Linked DNA regions of Mus musculus: regions 1 and 3 are each linked to region 2. Evidence: chromatin loops called from intact Hi-C (ENCODE). Cell type or tissue: heart. All regions are shown on one strand. Each heading gives the region's core, and the rest is flanking DNA. Links, peaks and the distances in the headings are about the cores only. Region 1 overlaps Il31ra (interleukin 31 receptor A). Region 2 has its middle 17 kb from the start of Ankrd55. Region 3 overlaps Gm15290 (predicted gene 15290).

The links. Hi-C counts contacts between places; a loop is a spot of excess contacts. Peaks named below come from ENCODE experiments on the same cell type or tissue, not always from the same donor. Only the 100,000 strongest peaks of a DNase experiment are listed, where the experiment ranks them.
Region 1: a loop joins it to region 2, with 8 times the contacts of the local background. A loop is called at or near these places in 9 of 42 quality-filtered maps.
Region 3: it touches region 2 in a loop (3-fold over the local background); 8 of 42 quality-filtered maps call a loop at or near these places.

Annotation. Positions count from the first base shown.
Region 1 is chr13:112,526,384-112,534,383 of GRCm38, forward strand. Il31ra (interleukin 31 receptor A) reads right to left here. Exons shown (of 17, transcript NM_139299.2): 11 at 7,353-7,538; 12 at 6,528-6,629; 13 at 5,285-5,431; 14 at 3,896-4,036; 15 at 1,077-1,170. Among named protein-coding and RNA genes, the nearest start is that of Il31ra, 50 kb to the right of the region's middle. In heart, for the core only: a CTCF peak has its summit at 3,823 (motif pointing left); a DNase peak (open chromatin) is centred at 3,728.
Region 2 is chr13:112,267,361-112,275,912 of GRCm38, forward strand. No RefSeq gene overlaps it. Among named protein-coding and RNA genes, the nearest start is that of Ankrd55, 17 kb to the right of the region's middle. In heart, for the core only: a CTCF peak has its summit at 4,693 (motif pointing right); no DNase peak of the experiment used is centred there.
Region 3 is chr13:111,528,452-111,537,003 of GRCm38, forward strand. The region is part of intron 1 of Gm15290 (predicted gene 15290); the gene reads right to left. Among named protein-coding and RNA genes, the nearest start is that of Gm15290, 17 kb to the right of the region's middle. In heart, for the core only: CTCF peaks have their summits at 4,314 (motif pointing right), 5,872 (motif pointing right) and 7,947 (motif pointing left); no DNase peak of the experiment used is centred there.

The sequences.
Region 1 (8,000 bases), core at 1-8,000, 260 kb after region 2:
ATAGAAAATAACCAAGACAGAAGGCAGCTGCCCAGATTTCTATTCAATACGAATAAGTATCCACACTCTTGACTGACAGGAAATAGGAAGCAGTTGTCTATGGGACAACCCAAAAGGAGATGCTTCCCCCACATAATTATATCCTTACCTTCCTTTCTTTCTCTATTACCTGTGTATCTCTACCCTGGTCCTGATGTTGGAAACTGCACTACTGTCACTTTGGCAAATGCATTCTCAGGAGCAGTTGATGCACTAACTACCCACACTTCTGCATAGTGTTCCCAAAGTATGTTCCCAACTTCAGCACCAGCATCACCCACTAATCAAAAGACACATTCCTAGTCTTTATCCCAGAACTCTGAGTCAGAAACTCTTGGGGCAGGATCCAGTTCTGACATGTGTCTAGATTGAAGATGATTACTTAAGAATATGATGTACAAAAATTTATGCTGTGACTTGGCTGCAGTATATTGATCATGATTGAGGTTGACATTAGCTTAGTCACAAATGAGGCCCAGCTGCTGGGCAGAGAAAGCTCACAAGGGCCAGAGTAGAGCACCCTACCAAGGAGGGACACTGAGGCAGCCTAAGGCTCACTGCAGGGAGAAATATAAGATATTGAAGACGAATGTCTTTCCCCACACTGGCAAGAGCAGTCAGGACAAATGTACCTGCAGCCAGCACCCCCCCCCCACACACACACACACTCTCTATATCACAAAGAACAGACCTGTGCTCTCATCCAGTTGGCTAACACCCAGGGCTCAGTCTCCTTTCTGCTCCAGCCTCAAGTGACAGACATTGGCAGGCAGAGCCTATGGGATAGGTAGTGCTCCCTTGGCCTCAGAAGAATCTAGATTTGGGGTACAGACCTGCACAAATATGTCTTCTTGTTTGTGGGAATCCTCATGAGTCTGAGGGTATGGCCTTTAATCCTTCTCACACATATGGATCAAATGAATGAATGAGCCAGCCCTCCCCTGGGGCAGAGTTCTCTCTCATACCATGTGCCAGGATGGCACCTGCTGCTTTCTGTGGCCGATTGTTAAGACATTCAGTGTTAATCATGAACTCACTTTGGCTTTCTGAGGCCAAAAGTCACTGTTTTGATGCTAAGTAGAAGAAGGCCTCCTCCAACTAGAGATGTTAGAAGGACAATTTCAAACACACCTTTGTGACAAAGAGAACAAAAGACCAGTTGTCAGTAAAGTTCTTTTGACAAGAATCAAATATTAACTTTTTCTTTTTAGTTTTTCTTTTTCTTTAGCAACATTTCTCTTTAATTTCCTATTTAAATTTAATTTATTTCTATTGAAACCACTGGGGTTTTGGCTCCCTATCTAGCTGTCTTTTCCCTATATAACATGATAGATATTGATATATTTTCTTTTGTGTTATTATATTTTACAGAATAATGGGTTTCATTGACATCTCCAAGTATTACATATTATGTACTGATAGCTGTTGTGTTTGTCAGGGTTAGCTTCCAACTTCATCCATTTAGTCAGTAATTACTAGCATAACTATTAGCCTCCCCCCCCCATTATTCTGAGAAATAAAACAAACAAATAAGAAAAAAAATCAGATCCTCACTCACATGCTTCGTATATCCTGGGGTAGAAAAACTCACACGATAAACTTTGACAGGTAAGCTTTGACTTGTCAATTTGCCTGGACTAAGAGATACCTACAGAATGGCAAATACATGCATGCTATTGTGTCTGTGAGGGTGAGTCCAAAGAACTGACATGGGAGAACACTTAGGGGAGGGTCCACCCTAAACACAGGCAATACCATCTGATAGGCTGGCAATACCACTACCAGATGGGCTAAAAGTCGAAAAAGAGGAAGACGGTCAGTGCACCCAAGTTCTCTTCTCCCTGAGCACGAACACTGATTGCTGTGGTCATTATCCACAGATTTCCAACTTCAGCTTAGCCAGCCTTTGGACACAACTCTGAAGAGAGCTTCCAGGCATCCATCTTTAGACGGGGACTGCGGCCTTAACTCCTACTCTTGTTCTAAAGATTCAGACTTCTCAGACCGAGTGGCTACCGGGGTCCCTGCATGGTGAATGCCACTGCTGAAGAACCTAGCTTCCAATCACTTAAACCACATCACTTCTGTTCTCCTAGAGGACCCTAAGTAATAGAATAATGTTAAAAATACTTCAGATAAAATAGATGATCAAATAGAGTACTTAGGGCAAAGTGAAGGGAGGCTAGCCTCTTAATCTTCTATTTATTTATTTATTTATTTATTTATTTATGTATCACTTATTTAATTTTCCAGATAGGGTCTCATTGTGTGTAGGCTGATCTAGCCTTATATTTTAGACCTTCCTGTTTCAGCCTCCTGGGTGCGGAGACCGGCGTGCATCACCTTGCCTGGCTAGATCTAATCTAGAGTCTGCCCTGGATTTTGCAGAAAAGCAAAGGGAGATGCAAAGCTTTGAAGAGGGAGAGAAACCGAGTCAGAAAGTGATGGGAAATGAGGTAAGGGGAGGGTAGCTTGTATTTTGTTTAAAATATGAAGCTGTAACTGGTGAGTTCAGAAAATCTAGAACTTTAAACTGTGGCTGCTGTGCCTGAGTCGGTTCTAGAGGTCTGGGAGATGGTCATAAGACCACTGGCTGCTCTTGCAGAAGTCTAGCTCTCTCCACCCACACAGCTGCTCACGACTGCCTGCAACTCAACTCCAGTTGCAAGCGATGCGAGACTTTGTTCTAACCAGTGCAGGCATGTGGTGTACATAAGCTTACTCAGACACACACATATACACATTAATAATAATAATAATAATAATAATAATAAATAGTCGTTCATAAAAAGGAGAATGGGTTGTGGAGGACCCAGGAGGGAAGTAGAGTAGTCTGTCCTCAAATCTACGGAACAAGGAGAGAACTTTTAAGGGTCCAGCACGGGATTGTGCCTTCAATTTGATCCTGAGAGAAATTTTCATGAGCTGACACAACTTGTACCCAGTCTTCTGAAGCTGTAACATGATTTTTATTTTTTTTAAAAAAAAGTTATTTTAGAAGTTGTATCAAAAAGAATACCAAGAAGGCATTGTTAGGCTGCAGGACAGAACGTGTTATCTTGCTCATGGTTCTCAGAGCCACGGTCTACTTTAGTCTTCAGGAACATAAATAACAAGGGGCTTCTGAGATACATCAAGATGACTTTTTTGGTTTATAGTAGTTATTGCAAAACTTGTCAATGCTGCTTGAATTTTGATTGATTGACTGATTGATTGATTGATTGATTGATTGAGACAGGGTTTCTCCATGTAGCCCTGGCTGTCCTGGAACTCACTTTGTAGACCAGACTGGCTTTCCTCTTCTTTTCCCTCTGTCTATTACATGCCCTCAGCTTTCCTACTCAATTATTAAACTATTATATTTCACATTATATGTGATATCTAACAAATTTGTCTTGCTTTTCATGTTTTCAACGTAAAAGCTGATAAGTTGAATACACATAACAAACAAACAAAACGAAACAAAAGCCCCACCGCAGATGGTAACATTAAGTCCCTTGTCAGTGACCTCTGATCAACCAGTTGTTCCTTCCCAGGTTCTATTGCACAACTCCTGACATTTAGGAACTGGGCAGTGTGAGCTCAGGCAACAGCCTTTGACGTGGCTGAGGCTGAAGTGGATGTTGCTTGCTTCATCTTAAGATTATTTGTGGCTGCTTACCAGCAAGGATCAAAATGGCCTGTTGGTCTAACTCAGCCCTCCCTTTGCCAGCTCCTCAGTAACTCCTGGGAGGTGAGTGAGCCAGAGAGAGCAGGAGAAGCCATGCTCTGCTGCCCTCTGCTGGCTCTCCTTGCTCCTGTCAAATATTTCCAACCCGAAGTAAACTCCAGAATGAGGCCTGAAGCCAGTACTCACTGATTGACAATGTCTTGAAGTTTATTCTCACCCCGTTGGTACCTCCAGCTCTGGTGCTGGCCATGACCCAAACAGTATAAGAGGTCCTTCGTGTCAGAGACTCCAGGTCACACTGCAGGGCATGAGAGTTAACAGTCTTGGCTGAAAGGAAAAATAGAAACCGATCTAGTATAGCAAGCCAAACTGAAAATGTGTGTTCGCATTGACCCAGGGTGCCCTGACCTGCAATTCTAACTTCTCAACTTCCACTTAAAACAAGTCTACCAAGATGCATCAATGACCTAAACATAAGAGCTAAAAGTATAAAACCCTTCAAAAGCCCAAATAACTAATCCACAACTTTGAATTTATGGAGGGTTCTTATAAAATATGATACTCAAAGCACAAGCAACTACCCCAAACAATATTAAACTGAACTTCATTAAAGACAATCTAATGTTAAAATGGGTGATGAAGTTCTTTCTCTGAAGAAGATATGCAAGTGGCCAATAACTACAACAGACGAGTGCTTGATATCATTAGTGACTAGGGGAAAAAGTTTTCTAAATGAGATACCCCTGGGAAAACTCAGGCTGTAAGGTTAACCTATTTTATTTTGCAGTGAACGTAAAACCTCGTGCATGCTAGAAACATGCTCGGGCTCTGAGCTGCCTCCCCAGCCTTGTTACTTCTGTGAAATAATCTGAATAATAATCTATAGGCAGAGTCCGGTAGTTACCAGAGGCCATGGGAGGAGGGGCCCGGGAACAATTGATTAAAAGAACACAGAGCTTCCACATGGAGGGGGAGAAAAGAGCGGTGGTGGTTACACAATTTGGTAAATGTTCTTAAGATCACTGAACTATACACCTTCAAATATTTAGTACCAAGTTTTACATTACGTGTACTATAATGTAATAAAAATCAAATTTAGCCTAAACGGAAATCCAAGCCTAGCCCAGAGCTTAGGATGTCAGAAGATACTGTGGACTCAAAAAGAAAGCTCTGGGCAATGGGAGGTAGAACTTACACTTAAAGAGCTCTGCACTAAGACAAGTACCATCAAACAAGGGCTGTCCCTGCATACAAATCTACTCTTTAAGATGGGCAAATCCCACCCAAAACAATGGTCAGAAAAGTCTGAGGGGACCCACCCATTCTGTGACTGAGCAGGAGAGGTCCTATCAACTCCTCCCAGTCCTCCTCAGGACTTCTTTACACGTTTGTAACTCCTGAGGTAGTGCCCTCGATTCTATTTTCAGAGAAGCACAGAGAAGCTAAGTGTTTGGATGACTATGCCGGTCACAGCCCTGGAGCCACCTCTGTGTCAGGTCTATTCACATCATCTCGGGGATGGGGGGAGCGGAGGGGTGGACTGAGCTTGCTCAGCCTGGCCATGTGCCCACTTACAGAGTTCTTTTCCACCTTCAGCTTGGTAAAATACAGTGTAATTGTTGATAAATCCATTCCTAGCACTCTTAGGAATCTCCTTCCATGTGATCGTGGCTGTCCTCAGACCGATGTTCTCCACCCTGGTCTCAGGACCTTTTAATGGAGCTTCAGAGGTCAGGGAGATTAAAAAAAAAAAATTACCAAGGCTGAATCACATCCCGGAAGATCAACCGCTGCCCTAGAGCTGCTACCATTGTTTCAGGCAAAACCCACAATGCTGGGGTTGGGATAAGGAAGTTGAACCGGGGGACTGAGGAGTGAACTTGTTTGTAGAGATTGGGTTCCCCCCCCCCCCAAAGTCAGGCATCTTATATAAGATGACAAGGAATTTCAAATCCCCAAGAAAATGTACTTTCCTGTAGGTCCCCAATTCCAATTAGCACCCAGTTTTCATTCCTGTCTATAAAGTATAGCTTCCCTGGCCTACCTTTATACAGTAGGAGACGCTTTCCAGTGTTGAATCTAGAAGATGCTCATTTCCCAAAAGATAAAGTCTGAGTGGTGTACCTTGCCTATTGCCTCGCAAAAGACACCTGAGAGGAGGCGAGATAGCCCAGCAGGGAAGGCACTTGCCGTGAAAGCATAAGGTCAAGTAAAAAGCTGGCCATGGTGGCCTCTGTGACAATATCAGAGCTGAAGGGGTGGAGACAGGCAGATCTCTGGGAATTGCTGGCCAGCCAATGGGCAGCTCCACCAATGGGCAAGCCCCCAGGTCCCAGGGAGAAATCTCAAAACATAAACAAGGTGAATGGCTTCTGAGAAATGATAAGGTTGGCTTCTAGCCTTCATACATGTGCATCAAAACGCCCATGACCACCGTGCACACCCACGTGTGCACTCCTAGAGAATCATTTCTAATGTGTGTATGATGAGCTTGCTAGGCTCCCTGAATTGATCTTAATTAATGTTAACGCTGGTGACAGTCTCAGCTGCTGTTTTGTTATTAGGCAAGGAGTCTCACCTCTGTGAGAGCTTCAATTCCCCCACTGTAAAGTAGGAAGTGGCTGGACTCCTTGGACTCTTTATATCTACCCACCTTTGAAATGTAGTGACGCTATACTCTGGCCTCAAGTGTGTCAAACACACACAGTTGAAGATGAACATGAAGATGGTGCATGTTTTAGAAATGAGCCTTGAGACAGCCCTGCATCTGAACTTGTAATAGCCTATTTCCCTTCCCCCACAGTTGGTCCACACATACTTCCTTCTTTGGCATAAGCTTGGATTGAATACGGCTCTCCAACTCGGTGTCCCAACACTGGATACACTGATATATTATAGCATGTGAAAGGTTTTAGTTTATCTGGAGGAGAGAGGGGGGAGAGAGGGCTGCTTAAGTACACAGAGTAGAAAAATAGAGGACTGAGTTGTGGCCTAAGACTTACAGAAGACGTTCTGTTTCTCTCTAATGCCTTCTCTTGCTCTGAGATGTTCTGTCTAACTCCCAGAACTAAACTGAGACCATTTCAAGAATATTACAGCTCCATCATGAAGGGGTGGGGGTCCTTCCTTCTTCAAGGGTGTGTCTCCCACTCCCCAGTAGGTAGGCCAATCACTCTCAGTGGGTGGCCCTACACCTATGCCTAATAGGGCAGCACTAATTCCACTCAGTAGGTTATTTAAAAAATAAAAATAAAGGGAGGGACAGAAAGTTGGGAGGGGTGGGAGAAAATGGGAAGTAGATGTGGGAGGAGTTGGTTAGATATGGGCAAAACACATTGTATGCTCATAGGAAATTAGCAGGCTTAATTAGCACTATTTTTAAAAGCCTTACTTCTTTTCTGTTAAATTATGATTATCACTAGCAGGGTAGCTGGTGAACATTATTATTTCCCTCTGTCTCCATTAACATGAGTGGATAAGATTATGCTTGCTTCCCACCTGGCTTTCTGTGCCAGCTTCGCCTGGGAAATGCCAAGAACCGTGACATTTACTAATCTCCAGTGCTGTCCACACAGCCTTCAAAGCCGATCTAAGTGAAACCAAACCCTGCGCTACAGCAGCCTGCAGGCTCTGAGCCAGCTACCTTGCTCGATGGTCCAGTTCGTGACCTGAGACACAGATTCCCAGGAAAGGGCAGGGAACTTCGACATGGCAGCTTCTGGGAGCCACTCCACTATCCAAGTGTCCACCGCAGGAATGGAGCTTTGCCAGTTCACCACCAACAGGGGCTCGGCTATGTAGGCCTTCATGCTCTTAATGTACTGGAAGGCTGAGGAGAGGGAGAAAGGATTGGTTCACAAATCAACCCAAATGTACAGGCCCCACTGGCATCCAGTCAGTGCCAAATTGCAAAGGATCAAAGCTCAAGATCTCCATTGTAACTCGAAAACTTCCCTTCCGTCCTTGTCCTTTTCCTTTATCGAGTATCTCTGATGGTTAAATGCCTTTTATATCTGCTTTAACCTCCCTTAAACTGACGGGATTCCAGAAACAGATCTCGCTAGTTAGCTAGGATCCAGAGGGACTTGCAGCCTATGTGTCCTCTGTAAATCAAAGTCTCCAAGCAGGAGAGGAAATTTATCCTCATCCCTAAAGGCTGCAGCTCATGGGTTCCTTTCTCAAACTGGCTCTGCACTTGAGATTCCCACTGTGACTCCCAGAAGCTCAGTCAGGTAATTTGTCAACCTGAAAAGGTCGCTGGGTTGGAGAGGATGAAGGTGACGTAAGAGCA
Region 2 (8,552 bases), core at 293-8,292:
TCTCTGAATTAAGAGAACCATGACATTCTGCAAGACCACAGAGGAGAAAAGCACCTTTTACCTAATGGATGTGTCCTAAGTGAAGGAAGGGGAGGGGCTAAGTACGAGCGTCCTAATTGGATACCTCACCTTCCCGTCATGCCTGCGGCCCACGGTGTGCTGCATTTCCCCTTAAACCATGACCCCAATAAGACTTTCCTTCCTTAGGTTTCTTCTGTTGGATACTTTTGCACAGCAATAAAAGAAATAATTAACACACCGAGCTTCCGTGGTTAAACTTACATGCACACACTGGGGAACCAGTGCCTCTTGATCCTCCCTAACATCAAACCTCAGTAGAATTTGGTTCACTTAAGCCAGTTTCTAACCTGGAGAAGCTGTAGTTCTGCATCTACTTCCATTCCCTTTCCACATAAGCATAAGGCTAGTTTTCTATGCTGGCCTCTCAAAGACCCCATTCTCTTCACCCATTCCCTAGATCCAGCCTCTGATTAAAACACAGGCTAAAAAGAGAACAGAACAATGTTTTCATGGGAACACACAGGCACTCAGGATTTTGGCATTAGCACATGACAACATACTCTAAAAGACACATGATTCAGTATTCTAGAGCCTTCCATATCAGTTTCCCAAAAGACCTGCAGAGTAGGCTCAAGCCCTACACTGGGGACAGGCTACTTCCTTTTGTGCCTTGTTATCTGAAACTCTAGTAGCAAGACACCAAGCCTACCAATACCAACGATCACTCCCAGAGTCAGAGTCATAGGTGTGTGACCTGCAGTTTCATTGATTCAGAAAGAGGACCCATAGGCGACACCCTCCAACAACGGTTACAAAGGATCTAGGGTGGGCAGATATGGTCACAGCCCCCCTCTGCAGGAGGGACCAATGCTAATTTCCACCCAGTGTGGGAGATAGTGATGCCCCCAAATGGGAGAACTTGGACATGTTATACATTCCCCAAGCCTTATATAAGAGAAACGGGTGGATAATTCTCTGAAAGGTTGTTTCCTTTGGGATATCCGTCCGTGCTTACTGGAAGATGGGTCAGTGTTTCAATGACTTCTCACACTCCCTTCTGCCTTGGGAAGGAAGAGGAAGAAGAGGGAAAGAGAAGTTTTGTCGGGGGTGGGGTGGGGACTCTTTAAGATAAAGAAAGAAGATTCAGATCTTTCACATTTATAAGATTCTATAATTTTGTTGTTTTACTCTTTGTGCTTCAGGAATCTGGTATTTGAATTCCCATGAGATCAGCCATCTGATCTTCCTCTGATCCAAGGATATATTCAAAAGCATCCATCTTCTAAGCTAACTGATCCAAGGAGTGCTGAATGAATGTGGCCTGACTCCAAATGTCACCACAGTTGTCTTCCTGTGAGCTGGAGGCTGCCATTGCTAGATTCATTCTTTTTTGGCACAATAATTGTATCTTATTGTGATCAGAAAATCAAACCTACAAATGACCCATATTATCCAGGACGATATTATCAACGAGTCATGTCATATCAAGTGTAAAATGGTGCACTCCTTACCTGCTACAGACTAACCCCCTTTTTGGGTCTCTGGTTGCAGGTGGGTGACGGAGTCGGCGAATGACAAACAGACACAACACGAGAGAATGTGTTGAATCTGAGTGTCTCATACAAATGAACACCAGACTTTTATACAGAAGAAAAACAAGAAAAGTCAGGCGAACACATCCCCCGAGTTACAGTGACACAAAACAAAAGGAATGTATACATCAAAAGATGGCCGCTGTTTACCACTAAGAAGGGAGCCAGGTGTAATGCTAGTCTATTCTTAAGCCCACAACTATGGGGGGGGGGGGGGGCGGTTCTTAGTAAATGCCTGATTATGTTGTTCCTTTGGGCCTAGTGAAGAAACCTGTCTCAGGGGGACTCCCTAACTCTTTCATGGTTAACCCACCTATCACTAAGCCATTATGTATTCCCTTGTTTGGGTGAGACTCGGCTACTGTCCTAAGTAATCACTCTGCAGACTAGCCCTGAGCTATTCTAGCTCCATTCTTTGTAGTGCCTAATTAGTTTCTGTACTGGAAATAAATTTGAATGTTACTGAATAGGTAACCTTCTCACTGAATTCCAAGCTATTCAGCTTCAAGGATTTTCTAGGTTGCTGGAACACTGGTAGAGGCTCACCTATGTTAAAATTCAATTTTTAAAGGCACTTATAATAAAACAATACTGAAAGAGAGCACACACCATACTAACTCGGGGATAGGGTTTGAGTATACAGGCTATGAGAATGCCAAGGTTCCAGGAGGCCGAGTTTCCTTGAAACTCTTTGCCTCGTGACTGCCTCCAGGCCTTTTGACCTTGATAGGCAGACTTCACTGGAGTAGGCATAGCACTTACCTGAGAATCATCTTGCATTTTTAAAAAAGACTCTCTCAATCCTTTCTTCACTGAATTAGTCCTGCCCCCTGAGTACCTGAGGAAGGGCCAGGTGACATTTGCTTTTCTGGACTTAAACCTGACTAATGTGAAACAGGAGATGAGAAAGAACAGAATGCCAAATCCCTCCTTTCTTCCATTAATATTTCTCCTCAAAACCCTCCAGAGAAATCACATGTTTCAAAGGCAGATGTACAGCACCACTTCTTTCCCTGGGGATGTTAAGGTCAGAAATGTCTCCCACAGACTCATGTGTTCAAACACTTTATCCCAACTCAGTGACATTGCTTTGGGAAACTGTGGAACCTTTGGGATAAAAGGCATTGCTGACAGAGATGGGTTACAGGTTACATCCCAGCCCCACCAACTTTTGGTTCTATTCTCTGCTTTCTGGTTAACCAAGATGTGAAGACATGCTCCAAACACCAAGCCACCCCAGCCTGTGCACTTTCCCCACTGAAGACTGTCCTCTGATACCGCAAACATAATGAACTCTTCCTCCCTTAAGCTGCTCTTCTGTTAGGCATTTGTCACAGTAACAGGGAAAAAGGTAAGACAGGGAGTTAGAGCCAGCATGGCACATCGTACTCTACAGGGTCACGTGTTCCCAAATCCACCTCTACTTCTGTCATCCACACTGTGCTGAGCATGACTCAAAAACCATGGCCACAGTTTACTCTGTGTTCTTCCACAAGAGCAACACTATGGTTGTCCCTCTGACAGCCTTTCAAAATGCCCCAATAAATAGCACTCTTCTTTCTGTGTAGGACCCTAGGCTCATACTTGTTGGAGAAAAGAGAAACACTATGCACACATATGGCTAATATCAACCTTTTAAAAAGCAAAGTTCTAAGAAATTGCCTATGATAAGAAACAATTATATATATATGGTTATTACAGCCAAGATTTGCACCTTTGTCCTGGTAGGCTTTGCCATGAGGTAGGCACCTGCTCAGATAAGGCTAACAACAGTAGGGGAGAGAGAATTCGTGTTCTCCTACTGGCAGTGTAAAGTCAGTTGATTCAAATACACACCAATAGCCTCCCCAAGTTCCATAGCTTGGTAAGTCATCCTACTATGAGTGATGGGACCAAGAGAGGCTCAGAGTTATGGTAGCAATCTCCTTCCATGCAATATAGAGGTAGGAGAGAATTCCCATTGCATAGCTGATTTGCTCTTAGGAAACTTAATGCTAACACAAAAGTCTATGCTTTTCGGTGAATGAGAGCTGTCAAGGGCAAAATAAGCAACCCTTGAATCTAGTGAAGGGACTGTGTGTCATCCACAAGGAAGACAGCAGTGTTACAGAGCCTTCAGAATGGTTCCCGAGGTTTCTCTGTTAAATGGATGAAAGCTGGACACTTAAAACTGACTACTGCAAGGCATATGGACATCTGGGCCTTTGGATGGAACGCAGCTTCCAGAAGCCAGGTGAATTGTACCACCCTAGCAGCAAAGTGGCTTCCATCAAGAGCAACTAGAGCAGTGGTTCTCAGCCTTCCTAAGGCTGCAACCCCTTAATACAGTACCTCATGTTGTGGTGAGCCCCAAACAAAATCATTTTTGTGACGACTTCATAACTTTACCTTTGCCAATGTTAAGTATCAGAGTGTAAATATCTGTGTTTTTCAAAGGTCTCTGGCCACATCTGTAAAAGGGGCATTTGACCCCCAAAAGGGGATTATGACCCACAGGTTGAAGACCATTGATCTAGAGCATTCTCAACAGAACCTTAAAAAGCCCAGCTGACCCCCACAGAGAAGATTCAGTGCAGCGACCTGAAGAATTCATGGGGGAACTGGGTATCATGGGGGATGTGAACTCGTATGCCAAGACGGCACACCCAAGGCAGACCTCATCAGGGCAGAAACTGCAAAACTGGGGGCACAGACAGTGGCAGTGGCCAGGTCACACACTGGCAGCCAAGATAGGTGGGAAGGGGGCTACAGAGAAGGGGGTGCGGGCAAGTCTGCAGAGAGCAAGAAAGCAAAGAAGGCTGTGGATGTAAGGAAACTGAAGGTGCTTTTGCCGGGAAGCCGAGAACGGAAAAGAAACCATTAAAACTATGTTTTATTTCGTAAAGATCAAATAATTTGGGACAGCTTATTTGAATAAAGACCAACCAAAGATCCAATAAGAGGGGAAAGCGAAAGAAAAACCTAATTCTTGGGTTTTGAACATGGATGTTCACAACTCCTGAAATCTCTCGGGATTCTGTTCTTTCAAACATAAACTCAACTGTGCATGCGGGCTTAGGTCTGCAATCTCAGTAATGAACAGAATATTCCTCTAGGGGGAGCCATGCCCTTGTTGGTTTATTTAGAGTTAATCCCTCTGGGCAGGTCAGGGGCCGGCCTAAGGAACCACTCCTATGAAGGCAGCCCCCCCCACCCCACCCCCACACACACACACACAAGGTTTTCACCCCTCTAGAGCAGCCCCCCCACCAGCCGCCCCCAGGTTAGCCAGGGAAGGCCTGCAAAATTTTCTGAGTTCTGTAATGACTCCCTTTGTCTTTTCTTCTGTCATTTTTTTCTCAGAGGCTGGCCACAGCTACATACACTTTCAGACTCCCTAAGGTTTGGGTCTTCCCCACTCTTTCTAGTGGATGTGTGTAGGTGTTGAAAGGCATAACTGATGGTGCCCAACCTCTGCCATCTCCTGACTCTCTAACATCCTTGGCTGAGACATCCTCCCCAGAGGTCCCTATGATAATAATCCAGTAGTAAGTTTCAAACACCCAGCAAGATGCAGAGACAGACTCTGTATCCGGGCCAAGTACTCTCTGTGCCTTGGTTTCTCCTTTGTATAGCCAAGGTCGCTGACTCTGCGCCTCTGAGATTTTTCTGACAGACTCAGCTTATATGGTAGAGGCTTTCCACGTGATCATTGCAAATAATTTATCATTTTTTGTTTCTTTGGTAGTTACCAACCTTACTTAGAATAGCGTAGGTCTTTATTGGTATATTCTTTATTTAACAGTAACTGACAGTATCAATGATCAGTTTATAACCTTTATCCTTGGATGTTCTGTGACAATAGACAAAATTCTTGTAAGCATTTCTCTTAAAATAGCCACTACACTGGGCTCCAGAGATGGCTCAGCAGTTAAAAGCATTGCACTAGCTGCTCTGCCTGAGGACCCAGGTTCAATTCCCAGCACCTACATGGTAGCTTATAACCATCTGTAAACCCACGGTACACAGACATGCGTGTTGGCAAAACACCTGCACACGTAAAATAAAAATAAATGTACTACAGGGACATTGCAGAGTGACAATGACTCTCCCAAGACTCTCCTAGCTGTGACCTGGGAGTTGGCTTTGGCAGTGAAGCATGTGTGGTGCTCTCAGCCTCAACCTTGGACCCAGAAAACTGGGAAAGCCCAGGAATTTTTATGACCTCAGCCTGTAAATTTCTCTGGCCCTCTGAATATGGAACCCAGCATTGTAGAACCCCTGGATGCTGACCCAGTCAGGCCCCTGTGCTTCACATCTGGAGCCTAAGGGCTCTCCCAGCCCCAGGTTCACACCATTGTGGCTGGCATCACCTGCCTCTCCCATGCTCTGCCTGTTGTCTCCTGCTTGTCTAGTAACTGCTGACTAGAACTGGATCAGACAAACAGGCAAACTACTCTGTTGTAGAGTGTGATAAACTTTCTCGGCTGGGTGCTTGCCTTTAGCACTAGGAAAATCATCGAAATTTTTCTATACAGCTTACAGATTCTTATATATACTCTTTTCCATTTAACTTCTCTATTAAATATATCATTTATTTTCTACCTCTTCTAGACTGACATATTAGCTTAGTTGGGGAAAATACTATCTTCATTAAAAATGTTACTTCTACCATAAATTCTCAATTAATTAATCCCTTCATTTATTTGATAAATATTTATTCAATAATTACTTAAGGATAGACTAAAGTAAATAAGGAAATGTGAGTCTTATATTTTAATAATTGGTATTCTTTTTCCTTTCTTTATAATGTCTTATTTGTACCTGTTTTTCTGCTAGAATTGATACTGTTCTAATTTTAATGAATTGCCTTTAAATATTAAAAATGCTAACTTTTGGCGTACTTGTGGGAATACAGTCCCAAGAGCAGAGTTAATATCTTGATTTTGTGTGTTACTTTAAAATAACACACTGATGAAGCGTCACTGGCCATGTCAGTTGAGTACTGGATTGTGTGACATGAGAATCGGCCATAGTCAGCTGTTCTGACCAGGGAAGGAGGGGTTTCAGTCAACTGGTGCTTTGTGCCAAAAGGTTTGGGTGCTGGTTTGGGGAATGATGTGTGAACTAGACCTGGAAGAAGGCATAAATAACCAGTTACTAAGCACCCTGAGCATTTGACATCTGCTGGGTGTCCCGCAAGCAGCCAGCATCTACCTTTGACCAACAGCTCAGTGGGTGATGAGCTGCAGTGCACAGTCCTAAGGCAGCGTTGGGTTTCCCAAGAGGAAACATGGCTTCTGGTTTGGATTTCTAGCTGTGTCTGAGCCAGCCATGTGAAGCGAGCCAGCAGGCAAGCACCCTCCATGGCCTCTGCATAATATTTAACGTGATATTTTTTTCTTTCAAGCTGATTTGCCAAGTAGGCTCTCTCCCTGTCAAAGAGAACACGTCATAATGTTTCTACCTTCCCAAAACATTATTACTAGCTTGATATTGAAAATCAGATCTCAGCTTATCAACCAAGTATATCTTTATACCCCAAATACCAGATTATATTTTATGTGTTATAAGAATGTTATAGTCAATGAAGTATCCTCCCAGGCTATAGAATGTCGTTTTGTTTTCTTGCTTGCCTAATTAGGTAAAGGAAACTTTGAATCTGACATTTGAAGACGCAGAGATTCGTTCAGATTCAGCTACTGAAAATCACGTCTTTGTCTCACTAAGCCTGACTGTGCTGAAATTTTCATCCTGTATATTGAGATCTCATTTTCCCCAGTGCTGGCTGGTTTTGAATGTCAACCTGACACAGCTTGAGTCATCAGAGAGAAAGGAGCCTCAATGTCACCCTGAGAGCCAGCTGTAAGACATTTTCTCACTTAGCAATCAATGGCGGAAGTCCCAGTCCATTGTGAGTAGGCCACCCCTGGGCTGGGAGTTCTATCAGAAAGCAGGCTGGCTTGTGAAGCAAGCCAGTTAGCAGCACCCTCCATGGCCTCTGCATCAGCTCCTGCCTCAAAGGTTCCAGCTCTGTTTGAGCTCCTGCCCTGACTTCCAGAGATGGACCCTGATCTGGAAGTGTAAGCGGAATAAACCATTTCCTCCCCAACTTGCTTTTAGGTCATGGCGTTTTCATCACAGCAATAGAAACCCTAACTAGGACACCCCTCAATTTCTCAACTTGAAATCAGTAGTGGAATTTCCTTCCCTGAGGAAAAAAAGAAAACATGTCAGAATATGAATTCCTGAGCGCTGAGTGGCTATACCTACATGACATGTCCCATCACTAACTTGTCTAAGTTCACCACCAGATGTAGACATCAAACCTTTCATAAACAAATAGGATCTAGTGGGCTAAGGCAGTCATTAGTGCCATCTTGATCAGTCAATCAAACCAGCTACTGTGCATAATGTCTACCGATCTGTACTGTGCTTCGGCTGATTTTTTTTTTTTTTTTTTTTTTTTTTTTTTTTTTTTGCTGTGCTGTAAACTCCGTGGGAATCTGTTAGCTGTGTTTCCAGGGAGAAGAAAATAGAGTTTTAAAAATCTGTCTTTAAAAAAAGAACTTGTGAAAATAAATAGAAAGAGTTCTCTCAGCAGGTTGAAACTGTATCCCCGGCAGCACCACCTGTGAAAGCAATCTTCTTTGTCACTCTGAAGGAAGTTCTGAGTCCCTTGACATTATTACATTGTTGCTGCCACACTGATACGGTGGGAGAATCTCTTCAATTGGCTCAACAATATCCTTGTTTTTCATCCTACAGATGACATTGTTTTCTTTCGGTGGTTGTTGCTTTAATTATTCACTCGGTTCTGGATCTGCTTGTAAAGTGAAGGGTGAGCAAGAAGTCTCTTTCTTGGCATAACTTAGAGTTCTGTGAATGTTGGGGAACTTTCAAGATGTGCGCCTACAGGAATTCAGCAGTTAAGCATCTCCTGGGAGGAAAGGGAGCCTG
Region 3 (8,552 bases), core at 331-8,330, 740 kb before region 2:
GGCAGTCCTTATTTTTTAGCATGATGATAATCTCAGCATCAAGGCAGGAGAGGCCAGCCTGGGCTATACAGCAAACACCCAGCTTTGAGGAAGCTTTTTCTGTATCGATTGAATCTCAAGTGTCTTTAACTTAAAGTAATCTTGTGGTGTTGTGTTGTGTGTGTGCTTTTGTCTGTGTACATGCATGTGAATGGTGCCGATGTACATGTGCAAATGATCATGTGCGCTCCACAGGTCAACCTCAGGTGTCATTCCTCAGGAACTGGCCAACTCCAGTCTCAGGGGATTTGATTCCCTCTTCTGGCCTCCATGAATGTGAGGCTTGCATGTGGTACACACACTAACATGCAGGTAAAACACTTATACATGTAGAATAAAGGTAAATATTTTTTTGAAAATGTATTTTGTTCATGGTTATTTTAAAATGTACTTAAAATTTTATTATTAATAACATTGCAAATAAAATCATGTTATATTTAAAAGATTTATTTTACTTTTATTTATGTGCGGGTGTATTCTTGTGTGTAGGTGGCCAAGCGGGCCAGAAGAGGCCATCAGAGCACCTGGAGATAGAGCTAGAGGTAGTCGTGAGTCATCCACTGTGGGCCCTGGAAATTGAATTCCAGTCTTCTATAAGAATAGAAAGTGTTTTTAATGCTTTTAACCTTAAACACTGAGATGGATGCATATAGTTATTTTGCAAAAAAAAATATATTGGCTAAATATTAGCTAACACAGAACATAGCACATCTTTGTGGTTTTATAAAATTTACGTTAAAACTTTAATTAAAAAGTTTTAAAATGTATATGTGTATTTTCCCTATATGAATGTATGTATGTGTGTGTATGTATGTGCGTGTATATGCGCACTGCCTGTATGCCTGGTGCCTTTAGAGTTTAGAAGAAGGCATTGGTGGCGGGGCGGGAATCCCCTGGAACTGGAGTTTAGAAGGTTGGAGCTACCACATCGGGGTCCTACGTAAGAGCAGCAAGTACCACTCAGCCATTTCTCCAGCCCTTCCCTGTTTGCTGATATTTTGATTTTGTAATTTTCAATGCTGAGAGTGCCGCCTTACATAAATAAGCACAAAATACAGAAGTACATTTAGAGTCATTTTGAAATAGTTGGAATTTTTGTCCTAGTTCCAATCCAAAGTCTGTTTAATAATTATTTATTTCATTTCATGATTATTTATTCATTCATTTATTTGTTTAGTGTTTATACATATGTTCGTGTAGGGGTATGTGTGTGTGGGGGGGGTGCTTGTTTGTTTGTTTAGTGTTTATATACATGTTCCTCTGTGTGTGTGTGTGTGTGTGTGTGTGTGTGTGTGTGTGTGTGTGTGTTTGTGCTTCAGTGCAGGTGTGGGTGCACATGCACACATGTGAGCACAGGTGTAGAGGCCTGATGTTGAAGTTATATATCTGCATCAACCACTCTCTCTTCCTTTCCTTTCCTTTCCTTTCCTTTCCTTTCCTTTCCTTTCCTTTCCTTTCCTTTCCTTTCCTTTCCTTTCCTTTCCCTTCCCTTCCCTTCCCTTTCCCTTCCCTTCCCTTCCCTTCCCTTCCCTTCCCTTCCCTTCCCTTCCCTTCCCTCCCCTCCCCTCCCCTCCCCTCCCCTCCCCTCCCCTCCCTCCCTTCCTTCCCTCATTTCATCCCCTACTTTATCTCCTTGAGATGGATTTCTCTCTGAGCCTGAGCTCACTGGTTTGCCTAGCCAGGCTGAGCAGTAAGCCCTAGGGGCCCGCCCCCACCCTCACTGCACTGAAATTGCAGACATGAACTGCTGTGCCCAGCTTCTGTACGTGGCTCCTTAGGAATCAAAAACCAGACCTTTGTGCTCACCCAGAAAGCAGTTTACTGACAGCCATCTCTGCACACACCCCTGCCCCCCAGCCTGGCTAGCTAGTGCCTTGCACTTTAATTATGTAAAGTAATAGGTTTCTTTGTGGCCGTTTTCACGTGTAATTTATTTTTGTTGGTCCTTTCCTCCCTGTACATGTCTACTCCTGCCATTTTTTTTTTCATTTCAAGTCAGATAGTGTTCTATCTATCATCTTTTCCTCGATATATCTTTCTCTGGAATATCTCCCGATTTCCAGTTTCACAATTTGATTTCATGACCGATACCCGCACCAACACCCACATATACGTATAAATGAAAATTAAAGTCTCTGAGGGAGATCAGATGTGTCCTTCTGAATCAGGTGACCTCACAGTATAATCATGTCCACACCCTTTTTTTTTCTGAAATGTTCATAATTTTATTTTTCTTTAAGGCTGAATGAAATTCTGTTGTGCCTAGGCATCGTGTTTTCATTATCCTCTCGTCTCTTCTGGGCATTTAGATTAATTACATTTCCTTATTATTGTAAATAGAGAGGCATGAACATGAACATCCAACAAGGGCATCTCCATGGTAGATATACAGTCCTTTGAGCATATGCCCAGGAGTGGTATAACTAGTTTCCTTCCTTCCTTCCTTCCTTCCTTCCTTCCTTCCTTCCTTCCTTCCTCCTTCCTCCTTCCTTCCTTATTTCTTTTCTTTTTTCAAAACAAGGCTGTATATCCCTGGCTGTCCTAGAACTCGCTCTGTAGACCAGGCTGTCCGATTCCTGGAGCTTGGCTTACAGGGGGTTGACATGGATACTAGGAATTGAACCCCACTCCTCTGTAAGAGCAGCAAATGCTCTTAGCTGCCGAGCCATCTCTCCAACCCCTATACAAGTTGTTTGAGATATTTATTAATGATTAAAGTCAGAGATAACCCTGTCTCTGCTTCCCGAGTGCTGGGATCCAAGGCGTGTGCCACCGCTGCCTAGCTTGCAATCCCCTATCTGCTCCCCACCTCCCCCTGCTCCCCAACCCACCCACTCCCACTTCCTGGCCCTGGCATTCCCCTACACTGGGGCGTAGAACCTTCACAGGACCAAGGGCCTCTCCTCCCATTGATGACTGACTAGGCCATCCTCTGCTACATATACAGCAGCTAGAGCCATGAGTCCCACCATGTCTACTCTTTGGTTGGTTGGTGGTTTAGTCCCTGGGAGCTCTGGGGGTACTGGTTAGTTCATATTGTTGTTCCTCCTATGGGGCTGCAAACCCCTTCAGCTCCTTGGGTACTTTTTCTAGTTCCTTCATTGGGGACCCTGTCCTCTGTCCAATGGATGGCTGGGAGCATCCAATTGAGATATTTATTAATGATTAAGGAAGGAGTGCAGTATATATGGGACATATTTTTCTTAATCTTTCTTTTTTTCTCTTTTGTGGTTTTGAGACAGTATTATATGTAATAGCAGTAAAGGTTTACTGAGGAAGAGCTCCTCTGATCAAGAGAATACAGTCCCTGACCTGGCTGATGCTAGGTCCAAAGAGGTCTCCCAAATGGCAGTGCTGGTGACAATGTCTAAAACAGGACTTTGGCTTGGTAAACAGAAGGATTGTTGTTGTGTAAAGGCCTAAGGTGGGTTTCTGTTTGCCAGGAGCCTTCCTTAATCCAAACTCAAAGGTCATCCACATTGAGCAAGGGAACCTTGTCTCCAGGTCAGTTCACAAAGCTTGAGTCAGCTCAAAGGCCTTCGTCCTGTTGACTGTCATAGAGCCCACCCCTTGCTTTTCTGCCATTTTGATCTTCTCTCTGCCTACCTCTGTAGCTTTGGCAGTTTGACCCTCAATAAAATAAACCCTTTATTGTATTCATGGAGTGGTCCAGTTTGTGGTTTCTCTGTGCCCTTGCTTATAGCTGGGTATATCGTCTAGTTAGACAGGTCAATACCCTGGCTAAGGAACCCCCATTCTCCCCACCTGCCCCGCCCACCTTCAAATTCCTGCTCGCCTGCTCGCCTGCTCGCCTTAAGCCACCTTAACCAGAAAGGAGCAACAATTAGCCCCGTGATGGGATCACCTGCTTTTCTGTCCCGTGATCCTCACGTGCCGCCAGCAAAGCTCTATTAGTCCTACCCGCCTTTCTAGTTCCTGACTTAGAAGGGACAATTTCTGCTCCTTTCTCTCGTCTTTCCAATGCTGGCCACACCCCAGTGTGCTTTTTCTGGGCCTTTCCACTCCCTCTCTATTGCTCCCCTACGCTGTGTGGTTGCTTGTGGGCCTGGTGGCTGACCTCCACGCCAGCTTAACTAGGACAGTGTGGCCTTTTCTCCTTGTCCTTCGCATCTCCCTCCTCCGGACAGCTGCTAGGATGGAAAGCTTGCCTGTCCCGGCATTTCTCTAATAAGATTGTCCTTGAGGTTTCTTCTGTGTCTGTTATTGTTTTATTGATAATACTAAGGACAGGCATGTAGATGCATGCCTTATTCTCACCACTGGGTGGCAGAGGCAGGGGGATCTCTGGTTTTGAGGCCATAGTGGTTTGTTTACATAGCAAGTTCCAGGACAGCCAAGGCTAAATAGAGGGACCCTGTCTCAAAACAAAGCAAAACAAACAAACAAACAAACAAACAAACCCTTCTTCTCTTTACCCCCATCTTCCCAACATGCCACGTTTTTCTTATTTTCTTTCTTTCTTTCTTTCTTTCTTTTTTTTGGGGGGTGAGGTGGGTGGGTGGGTGTCTTGGTGGCGAAGATTGAAGTGAAGGCCTTGAGATCCTGGGCTCGCTGTCTTCATCTCCCTAGTGCCAAACTCAGCTCATTTAATTTCTTCACATTTTTAGAAAAGGCAATTTAACAGACATCGAGGAACAATGTTATCTGTTCTCTGGTTGCCGCTGCTGCTGCTGCTCAGTGGGCTTTGTTTCTGTTTTTATGATAAGGTTTCTTCTTCCCAGGCTGCTCTTCATTTGACTTTGTATCCTAGCCTGGCCTCAAATCCTTAGCCTCCTACTTCAGCCGAGGCTGTCCTGGGTTTACCGATGTGTACTCCACTATCTGCTTTCATTGAATCCACTTTGAGTTTTGTTATCTGAAAGGCCTTAGCATTGCTTCCTCCCTCAAGCCTTCCTGATGGATAAAAATAGCTACATTATGAGATTAAAAAAAAAAAACAAAAACCCGAAACAGAACAAAACAAAACCCCTTGTAATCCCAGCCCACACCCCACACCAGCCCCCCAAGAGTCTGAGATTGAAGGATTGAAAGACCCACAACGTGAGGACTCCCCCACCTTCTGACTCAGGAGAGGTGACACACCAAAATCACCCACAAGAAACGGTCTTGCTGCAAACTGCAAGAGGATTTTTATTCAAGAGTGCTCTAGGGCCCACGGTCATACACCACGCAGGGGTAGAGGACCGTGGCGCCCCGAGTAGCTGGATAAGGGGGTATTTAAAGGAAGAAAGCACAACTCAAGGAGGTGGGAAGGGCGTTGTTGGAAAATACCAAAAATACCAGTTAAGAGTCACAAGGAAGTACAAAGTCACAGGTGTCACAAGGAATACCTGGTAATTGTGAGGGTTATTTCTCAAGACAGTTTCTAAGAGCCCCTAACAATAGCACATTTGCATAGCGGGTTCCAGCAATGGTCAGGGTGGGTCAGGGTGACTTTCTTTGAATGAATACTCCTTGAACCCAGGAAGTGGGTGGGTGGGGGGATGTCACTATCTGTTTTATGATTAGCATACCTTGGAGCATTGAGCCACAAAGATCACATTCCCAAGCCTGGGCCCAAAGGCCTAGAATTTTGTTTTTACTACTCTTTCAGGATCAAGAGTTTGAGGTTACAGACCAGAGACCCTGTCTCCAAACACAGACAGACAACACTACAGATGTAAAACAATAGAGTAATAGGGTAAAATAACTCTGCCTGGATCCCATCGCTTCAGAATAAAGTGAAAAGCAGCCCCTCTCACTACCTCACTTGGACTTGAACTCAGGGGTGGCTGCTGGTCCACAGGAAAGGGTGACTTGGGGACCTAACCCCAGAAGAGGGCAGTCAAGAGCTGCCTGAACTGTAGAGCCCTCGGTGGTCAAGCGTGCTCATGGGAGGGTTCCTTGCCCATTAGAAGAGTCCCAGAGAGACCAATTTGGAGTTTGAAGAAGTCACACTTGGCTAGAAGAGGAGTGGAAGTTAGTGGAAGTTAGGCAGCCACCGGCTAATGTGGGGAGTGAGCGACGAAGGAGAGGCTTCATCTCCAAAACCATTGTTGAGTGCCCAGTGCACATGCACTCGTGTGTGTGTGTGTGTGTGTGTGTGTGTGTGAGAGAGAGAGAGAGAGAGAGAGAGAGAGAGAGAGAGAGAGAGAGAGAAGACAACATACAGGAAAAGTGACTCAGCAGTTAAGAGGCTGATCTTCCAGAGGACCAGGGTTCAACCCTCAGCATCCAAAGGGTGGCTTACAACTGTCTGTAACTCCAGTACCAGGGGAGTCAATGCCCTATTCTGGCCCCTGCAAATATCAGGCAAGCAAGTAGCACACAGACATACATGCAGGCAAAACACTCACGTGAAATAAATAAAAAGTTTTTTTTTTTTTTTAAAAAAAGAAAGAAGGGAAGAGAGAGAGGGAGAGGGAGAGGGAGAGGGAGAATATCTGTAAATCCAGTTTCAGGATCCAAAACCTTCTTCTGGCTCCCATGCAAGTGCTGCACAGGCATGCATGCAGGCAAAACACACATACACGTAAAATAGAATAAAATTAAAACTAAGAGGAAAACCCCCAGGGCAGCAAGCCGTAAATCTCAGCAGCTGCTTAAAGGAGGAACATGGAAGTAAAGGAGGAACATGGAAGTAAGAAAAAGATGCCATTTGAGTTAAGCAGGAATGGAGGGCAGCCACATGGAGCGAAAGCCGCCCTATGGTGGGGAGGGGCGCCTTAGGAAAAGAGGAAAGAAGCAGAGGCATTGGGAAAGCACAACTAAGCTCTGGCCAGAGCCCACTAGAGAAAGACAAAGGAGAAGAAATAGAAAAGGGGGCTATTTTCCAAGTCAGGACCGAGACAAACACACACACATACACACAGGGTAGGAGTGGTTGGAGAGGTTGTAGTAGGGGCTGGGAATTCTGGGAGATAATTTTCTTGCTAGAAGGCTAATGGATTCTCCCATCTCTGTAGCATAGCTTAAGGGGGACCTGACTCTCTGGGAGGTATCCTATGGCACAGGTGATTAACTTGCCAAATGGGGCTCTTTCTTTCTTTTTCTTTTTTTTTAAAGATCTATCTATCTATCTATCTATCTATCTATCTATCTATCTATCTATCTAGATATCTATCTATCTATTATAAGTACACTGTAGCTGTCTTCAGACACACCAGAAGAGGGCATCAGATCTCATTACAGATGATTGTGAGCTACCATGTGGTTGCTGGGAATTGAACTCAGGACCTCTGGAAGAGCAGTCAGTGCTCTTAACCACTGAGCCATCTCTCCAGTCCCGGTTAGTTCTTTTTGTTGGTGATGGGTTGTTTGTTTTGTTTTGTTTTGTTTTGTTTTGTTTTGTTTTGTTTTGTTTGTTTTTCGAGACAGGGTTTCTCTGTGTTGCTCTGACTGCCCTGGAACTCACTCTGTAGACCAGGCTGGCCTCGAACATAGAAATCTGCCTGCCTCTGCCTTCCAAGTGCTGGGATTAAAGGCGTGCGCCACCACCGCCTGGCTGTGATGGTTTTTTATTATTTGTTTTTCAAGACAGGGTTTCTCCATATAGCCCTGACTGTCCTTGAACTCACTCTCTCTCTCTCTCTCTCTGTATATATACATATATATGCATATGTGCATACACATATGCATATACGTGTGTGTGTGTGTGTATGTATGGTTTATTTACATCTATATGTGTATGAGTCTGTATATGTGCCTGTGCCTGAAGTTAGGGGCATCCCATGAAGCTGGAGTTAAAAGCAGTTGTAAGCTGCCTGATGTAGGTTCTGGGAATTGAACTCCAGTCTCCTGCAAAAACAGTACAAGTTTTTAACCACTGAGCCATCTCTCTAGACCAGGATGAATTTTTAAGAGAGGAGACAATGGCATGTCTCCACCTAGAGGCAGATTGCATTCTTTATTGTAGCACAGCATGATGTACTTTGTCACCGCAGGCCCGGAGAGGAAGCACCAAGCAACCCTGGACTAGAGCCTCTGAGACAGTAATCCAAACTGAACCCTTTCTCCTTACACTGAGTTGTAGAAACCGGAACAGCAACATACTCTCCTTCCCCGTGTTTGTTTTTAGTATGTCTCATTCCTTACAAACTGGGTTTGCCTAAGTTTGAAGCCCCTAGCCTGAAACTGCTATGCTACTCTGGACACTAGATCTACAAATGGGAACTCCTTGCCCTTGCCCTGGGAGGCCCTACTCTCCAGCGTCTGTTCCTCATGGTAACTTCCTGTAAATCTCACTTGCTCTACCGACTTGTACATTGAAGAGGGGTGTGTGTGTGTGTGTGTGTGTGTGTGTGTGTGTGTATGTGTGTGTCTTTGTATCCAATCTAGGCCCTCACAAATACTTTACTGTTGAGCCCTACTACAAGTTCATTAGCCTGAAGCTGTCAATCACAACGTCTTTTGAAGGGGTGTGTATAGAGACTGAGAAATAAACATATTTTTGTCCTGTTGAAAATTTGGTTGGATTTGAATATGCAAACACGGATCTGGACTTTTGCACGGAA